Regions from separate parts of the Mus musculus genome. Here region 2 is linked to region 1. The links are chromatin loops, found by intact Hi-C in ENCODE. Cell type or tissue: heart. All regions are shown on one strand. Links, peaks and the distances in the headings refer to the core of each region. The heading gives the core; the rest is flanking DNA.

Region 1 (8,334 bases), core at 28-8,027:
ACCTTGTCTCAAAAAACAAAACAAAACAACAAAACAAAAACTTTGATAGAAGTAGTCTTGAGGCTTATTACTCAGTAGTGTTTTGCTGTTTGAGTAATTCAATTGTCTTTGGGCTGAAAAGAATCAGCTCAGGTTCCACACTTCTGGGACTTAGCAGCAGGAGCAGGCTTTGATCTAGGAATTGGAGTGAAGATACAGCATGTGAGATTCTAGGTATCCTAAGACTATGAGGCAGGGGGACACTAGCTGAGGAGCAGGAGTCATCACATACCTTGTGAGTCAGCTCCTTACACTGGAGCTTGAGTCTGCCAGGGAGGCCTGCACTCAGGAAGACTCTGAGGACCTTAGTAATAGGCAGGTGTCTCTGGTTGATTCCCAAGCTTCAGAGTGCACTTGTTGAAACCGATTGCTGATAGCATCCTTCCTACAAAGGACAAGCCTCCCTTGTGGGGCAGATGGGCTTAGGGAACCACACTTGGAGAACCAGGGCCACCCTCAGTTTCTTTGAGAGAATTTTTCCCCCCTCATTGATTCATTTTGTATGCAGGTTTGTTTTCTAATACTGTTCCTGCCATAAGGGATGTCATATCTATTCCTGATTTGATCTGGAAGTTTTCTCAGGGGAGTTACTCTAGAAAAGGCATCAAAGTATGTACTGGTTATGAAACGAGGCTTAGTAAATAGAACCTGTAAAACTGTGGTTTGTTTTTTGTTGGTTGTGTGGTGTGGATACCTCTCTTTCTGTATTTTGGTAATGGTGCTGCCGACTCCTCCTCTTTCTTCTCCTCCTCTCCCCTTTTCTCTTATTCTTTGTGTGTCTCTCTCTCTCTCTCTCTCTCTGTGTGTGTGTGAAACTTAGTTTCTTTACAAAAACTAATTGGATTTGGAGGTTGCCTCCCTAGTGGGGGTTGGACTGGAGAAAGAAGTGAGTGGATGGTGGTCCACAGCTCTTGTCTTTTCCATGCTACTGAACACATGCATTGCCTCATAGCCACAAAGAGCTGCCTTTCTTAAACTGTTGGCAGATGTGAGATTAGTGGAGACGTGTAAAGTTGAGTTGGAGCTGGGACAGTAGAAAAGAGTAGAGGCAGAATAAAGGAAGCATGCGGAAGTGAGGAACATGTGTGCGTTCAAGTGTAAGTTTCCTAAAAGAGCATCAAGGTGGATGTGTAAACATGGTGGCCGTGGAAGCCAAGGAAGCAGCCAGGAAAAAGCCATTGGTGGCTTTGCTGTGAAAGCTTAGGGTGGGGATTCTGGTAGGGAAGTGAGGGTACCCAGTGAAGACTGTACTTCCAGGCCATTTGGTTAGGAGTGGGGACGAAGCATTCCTCCCTTCTCTCCAGGCTGCCGCTGCTGTCAGGTATGGGATAGTCTGCATAAGTTGGTTTGAACGTTATTTTCCCCATTTTGCTGAGGATGGAATTTAACACAGACTTAAGGATTTGAGGAGGTAAAGTTGACTTTACTAGAGTTTTGATTTTTTTTTTTGGTTTTGTTTTTTGGAGACAGGGTTTGTCTGTGTAGCCCTGGCTGTCCTGGAACACACTTTGTAGACCAGGCTGGCTTTGAACTCAGAAATCCGGCCGCCTCTGCCTCCCAAGCGCTGGGATTAAAGGCGTGTGCCACCACTGCCTGGCAATTTACTAGTATTTTGAGACTAGGCCTTTAAAAGTTCCTTCTCCGTCCCTTCCCCTCTTTTCCCTCTCCCCACAGGAAGGCTTCTCAGTTTTCATTCCTGGTTGCATGTACTCAGCCAGAAGTCAGTGTCTGGGATTGTTTACAGCTCTTCCATTTCTATCTTCACGTTCATGAACTTGGTCTTCTATGTGTGTCTCTCCCTGTTTTCCTTGCTCAGGGAGCCTCTGTTTTCTGTTTATCCCTTGTTTCTTACTGAGGCTGCTTGCTGTATCCTGATCTTTTTTTCCTCTCTTTTATCCATTGTGCTTCTTGGAAAACAGATCAGTGTTCTTACTCTGAGTTAGAATCCACACTCATCTACCTTTAGATGATCCTGTTCGGCCTGCTTCACCATCTGTTCCCCCACAAACTCTACGTGAGCTCTGCAGAGCTGGTTATTGTTCTCTATTAGAAATATCCTGCAGAATTATGAGTGACTTTCATAATGACTCTGAGTGTTCATGTAGGTTATGATTTGATATCCTCATTCAAGAGGGCAGTGCAATGTGTAAAGGTTTCTGTCAAGGAGAGTTAAGATAGCTTAAAAAATACACACTACCTAAGGAACGGCTTTTCGCCTAGCTTTTAAAAACACTCAGGCACACAGGGCTCTCTAACCAGCTGTGTAAGTTCTGCACTGCAGTTCTGCTTGGATTCCTTCTGGAGCTCCATTTTGCTAAGTGGTTCTCCTTGGGGGTGTGGAGGATGTTGAATTTATCTCCTAGGAGGCATGTGACTGTGTGGCAAGGCATTTGGTTGTCACTGCTTAGTGGGCAAGAGTGAGCAAGAGTACATTATGTGTCCAGGATACCAGTCTGGGCAGGTCAAGGGAACAACTTGGGGGCAGTTGGTTGGTTCTGTCATGTGTATTCTTAGATTGGGCTTCGATTGCCAGTCTTGATGATAAGTGCCTTTACCTGCTGAGCCATCTTGAACCTCTTAAGATTTTTAAAACCGTGTTTCGTGTAGTGTTTTAAAGACCATGTGCTTATTCCTTGAGATGAGGTATTAATGCTCTTAAGACATAATGAGCACAAATAAAAAGCTCATTTAATGCATGTATGAGAAGGCCCTTGGAGGCCAGAGGAGTCAGATCTTGGAGCCAGAGTTACAGGGACTGCATGGACGAGGGTGCTGGGAACCCAGCTCAGGACCCTGCAGCAGTGGTGCACAGCCCTCATCTGCACATCAGCACACACTGACCATTGAGCCAGCTTTCTCCAGCTCCCTTCTTAGCTGTTTGTAATCACAGTTTCTGCTTTGGCTAGTGTGTTTGTTTTCTTTTACTGTCAAAAATGTTTGAGGCCGCCTGGCAGTGGTAGTACAAGCTTTTAATCCCAGCACTCGGGAGGCAGAAGCAGGTGGATTTTTGAGTTCGAGGCCAGCCTGGTCTACAGAGTGAGTTCCAGGACAGCCAGGGCTACACAGAGAAACCCTGTCTCAAATAAAACAAAACAAAACAAAACAAAACAAAACAAACAAACAAAAAAGACTTTAGTTCACAGTTTGGTGGAGTAAGGGCAACAGTGGCCACTGGCATGGGTTTGGTCCTGGCGAGGACCTCTTAGATGCCATCACAGTGTTGGGAGCATGTGGGAGCGGTAGAGATGATAATATGGCAAGATGTGGTGTGGATAGCTTCTGGCTTCTCTGTCTCTAAAGGCACATATTTTTAGTTATGGCAGTCACACCCTAATGACTTTCTCTAAACCTTACCGTCTCTCAGAGGGCTTAGCTGTGAGCATTTCCCACCACTGTAAATTCTCACAATAGTGATTTAACTCTACATGAGTTTAGGAGGGGGCAAACTATATTCTTATCCAGTAACTGCATAATTTTTTCTTTGGCATGGAAAGTGAGATAGAATGAATTTGCAATTATGGTCAGTATAGGGTGTGTTACCCTTTATTCTCTAGTCTGGTTTTTTTTTTTTTTTTTGGGTTTTCGAGACAGGGTTTCTCTATAGCCCTGGCTGTCCTTGAACTCACTCTGTAGACCAGGCTGGCCTCGAACTCAGAAATCAACCTGTCTCTGCTTCCCGAGTGCTGGGATTAAAGGCATGCTATCTGGGTTGTTTTGTTTTTCCAAATCTGTGTCCGTGGAAACATGTTAGCTACCTTGTAAATCATACATTAATTCTGAACGCCTAGAGATTGGCAGGTAGGGCTGCTGTGACAGAGGAGGGGGAACTAACAGTGTCCGTGGGAACAGTGTGGCTGCCTTGAGCTCAGCTGGGTTGGATATTTTAGAAATAACATTTTTACATTGTTAATTGAATTTTGATTAATATTACTTTCTCTTGTTAAAGAAGGCATGTGTTTATATTTTATTTGAATATGCCTACATCTGTCAAAAGGACTTGAGGTAGTAGCTTTATAAAGTGTCAGCACAAAGTAGAAGAATGATAATGTAATGCCATAATTAGACTGGTGAGCCACTGTTTTTCAGGACCAGTATTCAGAAGTTAGTTTTTTCCCACCTAACTTTTCAGGAGATTGTTAGGCACAGATTCCTTGAGGCTGTAGTGTCAGTGCACTTGCACTCCCCCTGCTGGCGGACTCTAGAAGTCTGCATGAGGAAGAGAACAAAGGTCTAATGCAGTCTTGAGTATTTGTCAAATTTCATATTCTTTGTTCGTTTGTAAAAAAAAAAAAACTGCTCTTCCGAAGGTCCGGAGTTCGAATCCCAGCAACCACATGGTGGCTCATAGCCAATCTGTAATGAGATCTTGACTTCCTCTTCTGGAGTGTCTGAAGACAGCTACAGTGTACTTACATATAATAAAAATAAATACATCTTTAAAAAAAAAAAGAATATATATATACATATATATATATATATATATATATATATATATATATATGGGACGCCATTTTGCAGAAGGGATGATTGTACCCTGTTTTGTTTGCAGCAGTCAGGAGGATGTTCATCGACTTCTTTTAATATTAATTTAGATTTTAGTTATAGCATACGTCAGAAACTTTTCTTACTCAAGGGGCGGGCCATCTTGGCCACCTTTTCTACCTGGCTTTTTTTTTTTTTTCTTAAGGAGAATATTCTGTAATTTTTATGCCTTTTAAAAAATCATTCATTAATAGGGCGTTACTTACAGAGTGTAGTTCAGTTTCTGTACAATGTTGGTAGCTGTAGGGGTGAATGTGGAAGAAGTGACACTTGATGAAGCTGTGGGACCATTCAGCTGCTGAGACTCCCACCAGTCACACGCAGTAGCTGGGTTTAGAGAGTGAGGACAGGGATTCCAGGCTGCAGGGAACGTGAGCTGGGAGAAGCACTGTTCAGGAACTGTACGCATTGATTACTAATCATCACATCAGCTCTGGCTGTGACCCCGCCCCACAGAGAGAGAGGAAGACCTGGGGCTGTAAAGCTTTTGTATTTGCAGATGAGAAACCTGCAGAGTTCATTCTGCATGGATCTGGCTGCAGGTGAGGGAAGACTGTCCTTTCTGGCTCTAAGTACACTGTGGGAAAGGCCAGTGGCATATATGTACTAGATGTGTGGATTTCTTGCTCAGTATATATTTAGAAGTGTGACTCTGAGCATTAAGTGTGGTAACTAGGGTGTTATTCTAGCATTTCAATGTTTTCAAAGCTTCTTAACTAGAAATATGTTGTGTATTTTCTGTTTCTCTTTGTTTCCTTGCATCACAGTTACTAATAGGAACGGAATCTTCAGATTTCAGTGTACACGAGATGTGCACTAGGGATAGAGTGGTACCCACTGGGCAAGTGCTCTTGTGAGCTATACCTGTTAGTCCCTGGAGTTTTTTAGAAAATGCAGTTAAGGAAAGAATGGCACAGGCAGTCTGTGGGGCTGCAGAGATGGTGCTGTGCTCTGGAGGATCTGAGTTGAGTTCCCAGCACCCATATCACATGGCTTCCAACTGCTTGCAACTGCACCTCCAGGGCATCCCAGGCTTTTTTCTTGCCTCTCTAGGCACCCACAAGCACCCACAAACATCACAGATACACACATATACACATAAAATACACATAAATAGGCAAGGGGTTTTGTGTGATTTATGTTTTGTTCTTGGTTTAAGTTATGCTTTGATTTAAAAAAAAATTTTTTTTAAAGATTTATTTATTATTATATGTAAGTACACTGTAGCTCTCTTCAGGCACACCAAAGAGGGAGTCAGATCTTGTTGTCAGATGGTTGTGAGCCACCATGTGGTTGCTGGGATTTGAACTCTGGACCTTCGGAAGAGCAGTCGGGTGCTCTTACCCACTGAGCCATCTCACCAGCCCCTTAAAAAAATTTTAATGACTTGTTTTGGGTGTTATTTTAGTATTACTGTTGAAAAGTTTGGACCTTCACTGTTTTTCTCGTTCTGCCTTAACCAAAAAAGATTTAGTAAACGTATTTTCAAATAGGCAGGGAGTCACGGTTTTGATTATAACAACTGTGTAACCAGGGCCAGGCAGGCAGTCATCTGTTTGGAGGAAGCAAACAGACTAAACAGCAGGGGACAAGCAGTGTTTGGGCCATTTGCCAAATCCTCCTGTCACATCACTTCTGTCTGAGGTATGAGGGTGGGTTGGCTTGATAACAGGCAGGAAGTTCCATCGGGGCAGGGGCTGTTTGACTTGGTTTTCAGACACTGTTTTTACCAATGTTTGAAACATAATGGGTATGCAAAAATGTATTTATGGAAAAGAACTATTCGCCCGCAGAGAGTATTCCTGAGACAATAAACATGGACACAAACAAACAGTCTGTTGGCTCACTTCTTTGCAGTGGGGTAATTGTAACTCAGCTCTATAGATATAAACACTTTAATCTTTTTCACAGGCCTCTTGGCCATAAAACTGTTCACTAAATTGATAATGGTATTTTTTTCCCTTTTAAAATGTTAGGTTTAAATGTGAGTGGTTAGGTTTGCATCTTCAGAATTCATATTTAATATTAGCTTCTAGTAGTTCATTGTCATGAAAATAAAGTTTCTTTGTGCAGAACAGTTGGAAATCAAGGACATCTGATAGTACTAACCGTGAAATACTTTGTTTTTAATGTTTCTGCATTGCTGAGAACTAAGGCAGACACTTTACTCTTTTCTACTAAGTCATTTAAAGGTAAATGTTTGCCAGGTTTACAAAGTTGATGCAACGGTCAGTAAGTAGCAACTTAAACATTGTGTTACTGAATTTAAAAATTAAGTCAAAAAGAGCCTTTTGTTTTTGAGGCTTAAATTACTATTTTTTTTTTCTGTATTCACACATGCAGACAGTTTCTATTCTGATTTTATCTGATGGCCTTGTTTAGACCTTCCTGGTGCTAAGAAAGAAGGAGAGAGGAGGTGCCTCTGGCAGTGGAGGGCAGGTTAACTAGAAAGGGGTCATAGATGATGTGGTCTGTAGGCAGTTTGGGGTCTGATGGTTGGCACAGAAACTAGTTTGCTGCAACAGTGAAACTTGCAGTGGACCCCTCCCCCCATGTTATCTCTGGCTGCTCTACTTGGCTTAGTGCCCAGAGCTGTCTCTGATGGAAACTTCTGCCTTAACCTTAAGCAGAGAGAGTTCATTGGAGGACTCAGTAACAGAAGTGTTTAGAAGGCAAGCCTCCTGCTAGTGGAACAGAACAGGGAGATTCCAGCTCAGATTTGAGTTCAGTGTGGGTTTCATAGCAAGATTCCTTGTCCTTCCCTTCCCCCACTAAAAAGTTTCTTCCTGGAATTATGTTTGAGTGGTATTGTGAAATTAGATAGGGTGTGTCTGTGTTTGCTCAACTAATTATTCTAATTTGATAGGAGCTTGAGAAGATTCAGATTATCTTGATAGGCTCCCAGTTTTTCATAGATGATTGGTAAGAAAAGATTTAAATCAAAAGATGGCCTTTTTATTTTAGACATTTTTAGAAAGCCAAACGGTAGTGAGGTCATTAATATCAGCCTTTGGGAGCAGGTGCAGGAGAATTGCCCCAATCTTGAAGCCAGCATGGTCTGTGTAGTGAGCTTTAGGCTAATTGAGGTTACATGTAGTGAGACTGTGTCTTGAAATAAACACAACAAAGAATATTTATTAATTTTTTTTGGAATAAAAAAGAAGCTTGAAATTAAATTTTAGTTCCTGTACAGATGTCTGATTTTTGTGGCCATCTCCATTGTCAGAGCATTGTTTTGTGTGCAGACAGAGCTGAGTACTAGGACAGTGCACTTAGTAGTGGACTATCAGTGATTTTTGAAATTTCTGCATCAGAGAAAAAGGTTCATTTTTTTTTTTTTCAGTCATTGTAAATGTTAGTAAGAAATGCCTTTGAGGTCAAGTCAGAATTCACCAAGACTTTTAGGAACTTGTCAGTAAGTGGTACTATGCCACTATGAAATGTTTGGACTTGTGCAAATCTGTGCAATCTGTGCAAAATTGTGCAATCTGGGGTACTTTCAAAGATGCCATCTCTGTTAGTGCATTTACCCACATGGTTTAAGTGTGGAGCAGAGTGAGAATTTGGAAGCAAAGCTGAGCTAAACAGTAGTGTAAGTCATTAATTTTAAAGACACTCAGTAATTCATCTCCTCCATTAAGGCTCCATAGCTTCCCAAAACAGCTCCCCTAGTGGAGATCAATTTGTGTGTGTGTGTGTATACAAGTGTGTGTGCACTCTGCGATGTTCACACAATGATGAAATTGCCTAATG
Region 2 (8,334 bases), core at 98-8,097, 74 kb after region 1:
GAAAGCAAATTAGTTAGTATATGTGGTAGTTTGAATGAGAATGCCTTCTGTAGGCTCGTATATTTGAATGTCTGGTTTGCAGTTGGTAGAACTGTGGGAAGGGTTAGGAGGTATGGCCTTCTTGAAGAAGGTATGCCACTGAGGGTGGGCTTTGAGGTTTCTAATTTTGAAATTAAGAAATAGGAATGATTTTCTTCGTCCTTCATACAGGCTTCTAAAGGAATGAAAAGTGCATAGGTGCTCACTGTGGGCCTTGTGCTTTCTGTTTAATGCACGCACTGTGTATCAGTAGGAGCAGAAAACATAAGCATCTTCTCTTTCTCTTGTGCAGTGGGCTCTGTCCACTTGAAAGGAACTTGGAGCACCCAGACACCTGAGAAAGACAGCACTACTTTTATGCCCTTTGCAAAGTGGTCTGCAAGTGTCCCAAAGGAAATCAAAGCTGTAGAATGAAAAGTGTTTGAATTCATTTTTATTCACTCTGAAATTAATTGCTGTATCTTCACCTCAAAGGATAGTACCAGCTTCCAAGTTAAGAAATACGCATAATCGTGTAGACGGAGTTCTGAGCTCTGTGGTGAGAGCCTGGAGTGAATGCACATGCATCTGAGCAGAGAGCTTGTCCCAGGTCCCACGGTTGCACCTTAGTGTTCTCATTTACCTAATAGAGTCTGTGCTTTAAGTATATTGCTGTAGATCAGAGCACTGTAAAAGATATTAGAATTTTATCTTTTAGCAAGCTAATAGCTAGTGGTTCAGACCTTTAGATTTTAGTGAATAAAATTACTTTTTACTTTGTGAAACTATGGGGTTATTATTAGTTCTTTATCAGACATTAATTCATTCTGTGGTCACATGTAAAATCCCTAAATTTGCATGATGCTGATAGTGTTGTGAGAGGTTTGGCTTGCTGGAAACTGTAGACTTATACACATGCATTTGTATTTCCATGGCTGCAGCAAGCTATTATGGAAGGTCACTTAATGAAGTGAAGTCAATTCAAAACTAGCAGCATATAAAAGAGTTCTTGTCATGCCTTTTAGGCTAAACACTGATAAACAGGTGAGCTCTGAGTTAATAACCATGTGTTGTCTTCCCCTTTGCCTTTCTGAGTGGTATTTGTTTTAACTCTTCATTATTTGAAATGTTGAAAACTTATAAACTCACTGGAAGTTTTGGGCTCAAGACAAGTTTTGTTTGAAGTCACTTTAATTTTATTAGGACCTGTTATTTATTTTTTCTGTGTTTGAAATCATCGACATAATAAAGTAAACATAAGAATATTTCAGAGATGAGAGTTGCCCATGTATGCAAGTGGAAGTAGTTATATTTGACTGGCTGGATTATAACATCTTTGAAAGTGAAATTATGTGACACAGTGCTCTGCAAGTATACACGGTGCAGGGACAGCAGTAGTGAGATGGGGCAACGGGAACAGTTTTCTGAGAAGCCTGCAGCAGTGAGTACTCTTAACACCATTAGCTCCTAGACAAGCACCATGCCCTACAGTCACTCTGATAACCAGGTCGTCTGTGAAATGTCTAATAGGCAAGTGATGTATAGATCCATTCCTCAATATACATGGGGTACTCAGATCTGGGTGTGTTCAAGTGTTCTATTTAGAACAGTATGGTATTTGCTTATAGTTTATATACTTGTATGCCTCGGACTGGACTCAGTCGGCCCCTCAATTCACGGGAGAATCAGGTTCCCGGTATGCAGGAGTCTGCAAAAAGTGACAGAGTGCTGTATCTGAATGTAACTTCTCAAAGTGAGCATCAGACTTATAATACAGAAGAAAATAAGTTAGGTGACACATCAGCTAAGGTACATTGCGGTTACGGCATGCTTAATGACTCTTTACACAAAACAGAAGAATGCATACATAAAGACTGGCAGGAACTAGGCAGTGTAACAACTGAGACAAAGTCAGCTCTATCTAAGGCCAGCTATATTCTTAGAAGCCAGTTGTGAGGTCCTTATGCTCCCAGGGCAAGGGCTTTCATGCCCAAGCCATAGTTCTAATTCTGATTTATTGTTTAGCGCACCACCAGTCAGCTTGTAGTAAATACCTAACTATGCTATTCCTCTGGGCTAGTGAAAGTATGTGCTAGGGAGTTCTGCTCTAGCTAACTTTCTCATGAATAATGCAACACTCTAGTTCCTCCTTAAACCACAGCCTGATCTTCTTCCTAAACCATTGTAAATTCCTGTATATGGGAGTGACTCGGCTGTTATTCTAAGTGATTTTTGTGGGGGACTTTCTTCTATAAAGTAATATAGTCTGCCATACATAACTGTAATAAGAATTCTAAACTTACTTTGCTAAGCTTGCCCTAAAATTTCTAACTCTATGTAGTAGATAGTAATGCCTGATTTCTTTCACACTCTCTTTCAATACTGGAGGCAAGTCATCTGAATGAGTAACATTCTCATTAAATTCCAAGCCCAAGGTCAGCTTAGGGGCTGCCTAGGACATTGGTTAAGGCCAGGAAGCAAAGTTCAACCTAATCTAGGTATTTGACAAACATTCCTTGGAGGCACCTATAATAAAACAACACTGAAAAAAAGCACACAGATCCATCCACCTACTAATGCAGGACAAGTTTGGAGCATTCATGCCATAGGATGCCAAGGCTCCTGGAGGCTATGTTTCCGTGAAACTTTTTGCCTCAGGACTGCGTCCAAGCTTTTGGGCTTGCCACACAGACTTCTTCACTGGAGTGGGTGTGGCACTTGTACATATTTTAAAGCTTCTCTTGATTACTTATAATGCCTATTGTCTTTTAGTGCTATATAAATAGTTACTGCATTATTGCTAAGGAAAAGTACCAAAAAAGTGTACATACTCAGTACATATACTACATTTAAAAGAAGTGTGTGTGTGTGTGTGTGTGTGTGTGTGTGTGTGTGTGTCTGTCTGTCTGTCTGTCTGTCCAGCCTCAGAAGCCATAAAACGATGTTGGATCTTCCGGAGCTGCATTTACAAGGTAGTTTTGAGGCACACCATGTAGGTGCTGAAACCAAAGGTTCTCTGAAAGAACAGTTTTTGTTTTTAACTGAGCCAACTTTGCAGCCCCAGATGACAATTTAAAACATATTTTTATGCATTGGTTGAATCTCTGAGTGTATTGGCACGAAGGAAGGAATGTACGCACTGTACTGGACATGCCAGACAGGAAGTCTGTGGCTTTATGATGGCAGGATGGTGTGAGCGCATCACACTACTTAGAACAGGACACAGTTACAGAATTTCTGTTAAGCAGTCTTGCTCTATAACTGGCTGGGTAACTGGAGCTATAAGAGGTGAAAGGGAGCTCCCGGGCCTCAGCCCAGCTCCGTGTCACTGCCTTAGAATGAACAGTGTTCCTCCTCTGAGGGGTTCGTTCCCCGCCTCCGCTCTAATGGCAACACACTGGGAATGCAGAATCTTGGTCTGTTGGTGTGGTGAGGAAGTGGGACACAGCACAGGAACAAATGTTCATTCAGATGGAACCAAACAGTATACTGTAGCAGCTACAGTTGCGGTCATGCATACTTCTAACCTAGACTCCATCAGCTGGAATGGTTGAATGAATAAAATGGAAGTTACCAACTGCCAGACTTGAATTTTAGCCTAAAATACGTTGCTATAGAGTGGGAAGGATATGAAAAGTGAGTTCAGAGATAATTCACAACCTCTGTGTTTAATCATTTACAAATAAAATGCTTGCTTCTTTGTTAAGCCTACTGAGTAGCACATCGTGGTCTTGTAAAGATAAGAGGAGATTGGCATTTCTTTTGAGGATCTTCTCTCAGAAGTTATCCACAGCTTACTTAAAGCCTGTAAAATACACATGTGAACTCTTCCATCTCTAAGCTGGTGATTTTCTTGTCGTCACAAATCTGTGTAGGAATGTGTGGACAGTGAACTGCTTGCCCTGTTCCAGACATGATGGGCAGCTTCCAGTGAGATCATCAGTCTCTGAAAGTGCCATGGCTTGGGCGCTTGAATACGAGCAGGATGAGAAGTGAGAGTCTGCTCAGCAGATTGGCTCAGAATTTCTTTAGTGTGTTTCAAAGCCCAGGAGTTCCATGTGGGGTGGTTTAGTTTGATCTTTTTTTTTTTATGGATGCATAGCACACACACACACACACACACACACACACACACACACACACACACACACACGTTTTTACTTTCACTATATAGGCCATCTAAGCATGTTTTGAAAGGTGGAACTTTAGTCTCAAAGTTTGGCTCTAATATCTATCAAAGTTTGATAGACATTGACATGTTTCTATGGGTAATTCTTTGTAATCAAATCTTAATTTCTTTATAGTGGCAGTATATAAAAATGACTGTGGGGATTCATTATTGCATTGACAATAATAGCTAACAATTGCCTGTCAAAAATATACTGTGAGAGCACTTGGCGGTCTCAGATCAGATCCTGTTATATAGGAGGAGCAGCTCTTATGCAGCCACAAGGCTCCATCTTTCTCTCTGCTTTCAAAACTCAGCTAAGTCATTTAAGTATTTGACAGAGAAAGTTTATTTTTGGAATAATATGTCTGAACCATAGGGCTCCTATGTGAAATAAAAAAAAGTTATACATTAAAATTGAAGAAATATAAGATTTTTAACCATTAAAGACTATCGTAAGCACTTTTTGTGATTTGGGAGTGGAAAAACTTGAAGTTGGTGTGAAAGATGAATATCATATTAGCTAAGCTTAATTTTTTTTTTAACATTTGATTAGCTTTCAAGAACACTAAAAGTAGGATTCAAATAGTTCTTCAGCACATATGAGGGAAAGAAGATTATTTGAATGCTGTGATAATCTATTAAACTGAATGTACATGTATTAGGCAGTTTATTCAACCTGAAATTTTGGTTTTTTGAAATCCCTTTGCAATGCTGTTGTTCTGTAACCAGATGTCACTGATTCAGAGGAGTCTTCCAGGCACGTGCTGCATGAACTCAGACAAGGGCCAACCAGCTAGCTGCAGCAGCTGTCCTCCATGGTGTACCCTGAGATGTATATTTCTGTAGGGACAGCTTCAACATCTGTCCTCATGCCCCAGAGAAAAGTGATCATCTTCTGTACGCACACAGTACATACACACTGCACATGTTAGAAAGTGAGTTTAGTAGACTTGAGGTAATGCTTAATAACAGAAGATGTAAGTTAAACCGACCAGCTGTTGTGTCTGTTCTGATGTAATACAATGTGGGATGGTGAGAAGTTTCACACCAACTTTATTTCACACTAAATAATTTATTATATATATACACACACAGAGAACATGGGAAATTTGCCTGATTAAAAAGCTGTCCTTTCTAAATAAAATATAAACTTGGCTGTCTTCTGGGTCTCTGCTGTTGTCCTTGATGAGGGTCATTCCTGCACTCTGCTAAAACAGTTTCTTAGTGCTGTGATTATAAGGTGTTAAACTCTTACGTGTTTCTGCACAGCACATAAAAGTGCACAATGCTGATTCCTGCTGAGGTTTTAACTGATGATCTGTGATCAGGAGGATCGTTCAGAGTGAGGGGAGGAAGAAGCTATGGATTCCTTGAAATCTAAGGTAAAGAGTGTGAGGCTGAAGCAGGTTGTAGCCAGCATGTCTTATTGTTTATACACTGTAGCAAGTTGTAGCCCCTGTGTCTCATTGCTTACACACTGTAGCAAGTTGTAGCCCCTGTGTCTCATTGTTGTACACATTGCACCAGCATAACTCCTGAGGAGTGGCAGGATTTCAAAGTCCAAGGTTTTTTTCACAGATTTTGTAGCTAGACCAGTGCTAGTGAGAGCCCTACATTGCGTTTCTCAGGCAAGGCAGAGGGATGAAACAATTTGAATTTGGGGCCTAGGTTGCATTTTCATAGCAATAAGTGGTTAAAAATTTTGAAGAGAGGCGGGAGAGGTCAGCAAAGGCCGTTTTCTGTTGAACGTTCAGAAGGGTAATCTCCAGGACAGACTTACAAGTACAATATGATAAATGTAGTATGTGTAGCCGTGTAACTGACTTAACAGAGAGATGACGGCGTCTGTCGTATTCTTGCCATTTATTTAATTTTACCTATTTGCATAATGCCATCTAGTCCTTGGCTCAGGATTTAGGAATCAACAGTGAAATGATCATTGAATAAAAGTTTTAAAGTGTGAGCCTTGTTAGCTTTAAGTTAATTCTGGCCAATGGTAAGATTATATATTTAAAATTAGTACTAGGCTCAACAGCTAGAGGGACAGGCAGAAAACATGACCCAGAAAATGATTTCTGCCCATTTGAATGGAGAGTTTTTCCTCAAAGAGGTGGTTAGTGTCCATCCATTGATTTGTTTATAAGTGCAGTTTTTTTTGAGGTCGTAGAATGGATGTCTTGAATTCTAGCCGCAGCAGGATCAGGTGGGCTGTTGGAGAGGGAGAGACGGAGATGCTGCTCCAACCCAGTTGAATCAAAACCTGCTTGCCTGCCACACTGCAGAGAATTCTTGTACCTTTCAGGTTTGAGATAGAGAGGCTTAGGGACCTTTTGGAAAGCAGGGTCTTCAATTACATGTAATTAAAAAAAAAAAAAAATCCCCAAACTGGGATTATTGGAGGAAACTGAGTATTTACAATGGCAATTTACACTGATCTAAGGATACTGTACGAGGGAGGTCCGACCTTCATTATGGAGAATACAATTCATGAACTGATATTTTATTGCTAGACAAACTGGTGACTCCCTAAGGCTTGGAAAAAGTGTATTTTTTTTTTTTTTTACTTGGTTTTATACTTATAAACCCCAGGTAAAATTTCAAATGTAGGAACATTTCTTAAAGCAGGAAAGTTGGTCATGTCTGGGGTGTGCATGTCCAAAATGACTAAGATAGTTTGTGAGAGGTTTCTGAGCATGAGAACCCTGCTGTGAGCTGAGATCTTGTCTTCCTCATTCTGCTCCCCCCTTCTCTCTCTCTCTCTCTCTCTCTCTCTCCCTCTTCCCCCTCCCCTCCCCCCCTCCCCTCTTCCCTCTCCCCTCTCTCTCTGCAGCCCACATCATTTACCACTAACTAGGTGTCTCAGGGGTCCCAGTTCTAAGCTGTTACAGACTTTGGCAGTACTTTTAAGTGTTCAGTTTTAAAACTCAATTTTAAGGCTGTGAGAAGGACCCGGATTTGTCCTTGTTAGGTATATGTAGTACATGGTTTGTCAAAACCACAGTGGGCTTCCTGCTAATAGGAATTTAAATATATAGTCATTCTTGGATGTGTGTATCCAGGATTCAGAGGTTTTGGTCTCTTGGTAACTAATTAAGAATCCTGATGATACTTGCCTACAGGCATTGTGTTCATAGGCCAGATTTGTATCTTTCTGCACTGCCTTATGGAAGGACCTAAGGGAAGGGAGCCCTCATTGCTTTGTGTGTGTGTGTGTGTGTGTGTGTGTGTGTGTGTGTGTGTGTGTGTGTGTGAGAGAGAGAGAGAGACTGAGAGAGACTTGAATTTTGAGCCCTATAAATTAAAAGTTTAATGAATAGCTAGCAGATAATTTAAAAGAAAGAAACCTAACTTCTTTCACTCTGAGTGTGTGGTCTCTGTTGCCTGGTGCTGTTGTATGGAAGGGGAGAAAAATACTAAGTTTAGGTGGCATCTTAACAAGGGGATAAATGCTTTTGGCCCCATTTCCCACTGACATCTGATTTCTTCTTTCCCTCTCTCAGCAGCAAATAACATCCAAACTGCTGGATATCAGGTTATAATAGAGCCAGTGTTTACCTCCCACCCTCCACCCACAGTTAAATATTTGAAAATCCTTATATCAGGAGAGACAAAATGATCTTCTGAATTCCTCTCATGCATCTGTTAAACTGCAAGAGCTTGCCAAAACTGCATTCTGAACTCTTGCTGGAACCTGCCATAGTCCTGCATGTGTTACCAATATCCACATTTAGTTTTGGAAATGAATGTGGTTAGTTTCTGTTGTGGCTTTCTCAGAAAACTCTGGTGCCACATTAGGTGTTTGACTTGTCTTTGCTTCTGTCTGGATACATTGTAGGAAAGCAGATGGTCTGACTTTAAAGGACAGCATGTAAGCAGGAGAGTGTGACCTTTCCTGAGACACAAAGCTTATGTTTTCTTACTTCTTTGATATTCTTGTTGAATTAAGGCCTATTAAGGCCGCTGAGGAGTGAGCTTGCCATTTCTGTCAGGTGACGAACACAAGGAGGAAGCCCTGTGAATGCAGCTGAGCCTGTGAGCTGGTGCACTTTTAGCTTCTGTCTGTGGCTGTTGGTTCTCATACCTGTGTTGGGCTACAGTGGGGCTGTAGGAATAAAAGAAAGACGGTAAAAAGTTCCGACTTTCTG

Evidence for each region. Peaks named below come from ENCODE experiments on the same cell type or tissue, not always from the same donor. Only the 100,000 strongest peaks of a DNase experiment are listed, where the experiment ranks them.
Region 2: a loop joins it to region 1, with 2.1 times the contacts of the local background. A loop is called at or near these places in 5 of 42 quality-filtered maps.

What each region holds. Positions count from the first base shown.
Region 1 is chr17:30,020,624-30,028,957 of GRCm38, forward strand. All of the region lies in intron 1 of Zfand3 (zinc finger, AN1-type domain 3), which reads left to right. Among named protein-coding and RNA genes, the nearest start is that of Zfand3, 20 kb to the left of the region's middle. In heart, for the core only: a CTCF peak has its summit at 4,228 (motif pointing left); DNase peaks (open chromatin) are centred at 6,218 and 7,138; H3K4me3 peaks cover 1,289 bases; H3K27ac peaks cover 2,686 bases.
Region 2 is chr17:30,094,175-30,102,508 of GRCm38, forward strand. The region is part of intron 2 of Zfand3 (zinc finger, AN1-type domain 3); the gene reads left to right. Among named protein-coding and RNA genes, the nearest start is that of Zfand3, 93 kb to the left of the region's middle. In heart, for the core only: no CTCF peak of the experiment used is centred there; no DNase peak of the experiment used is centred there.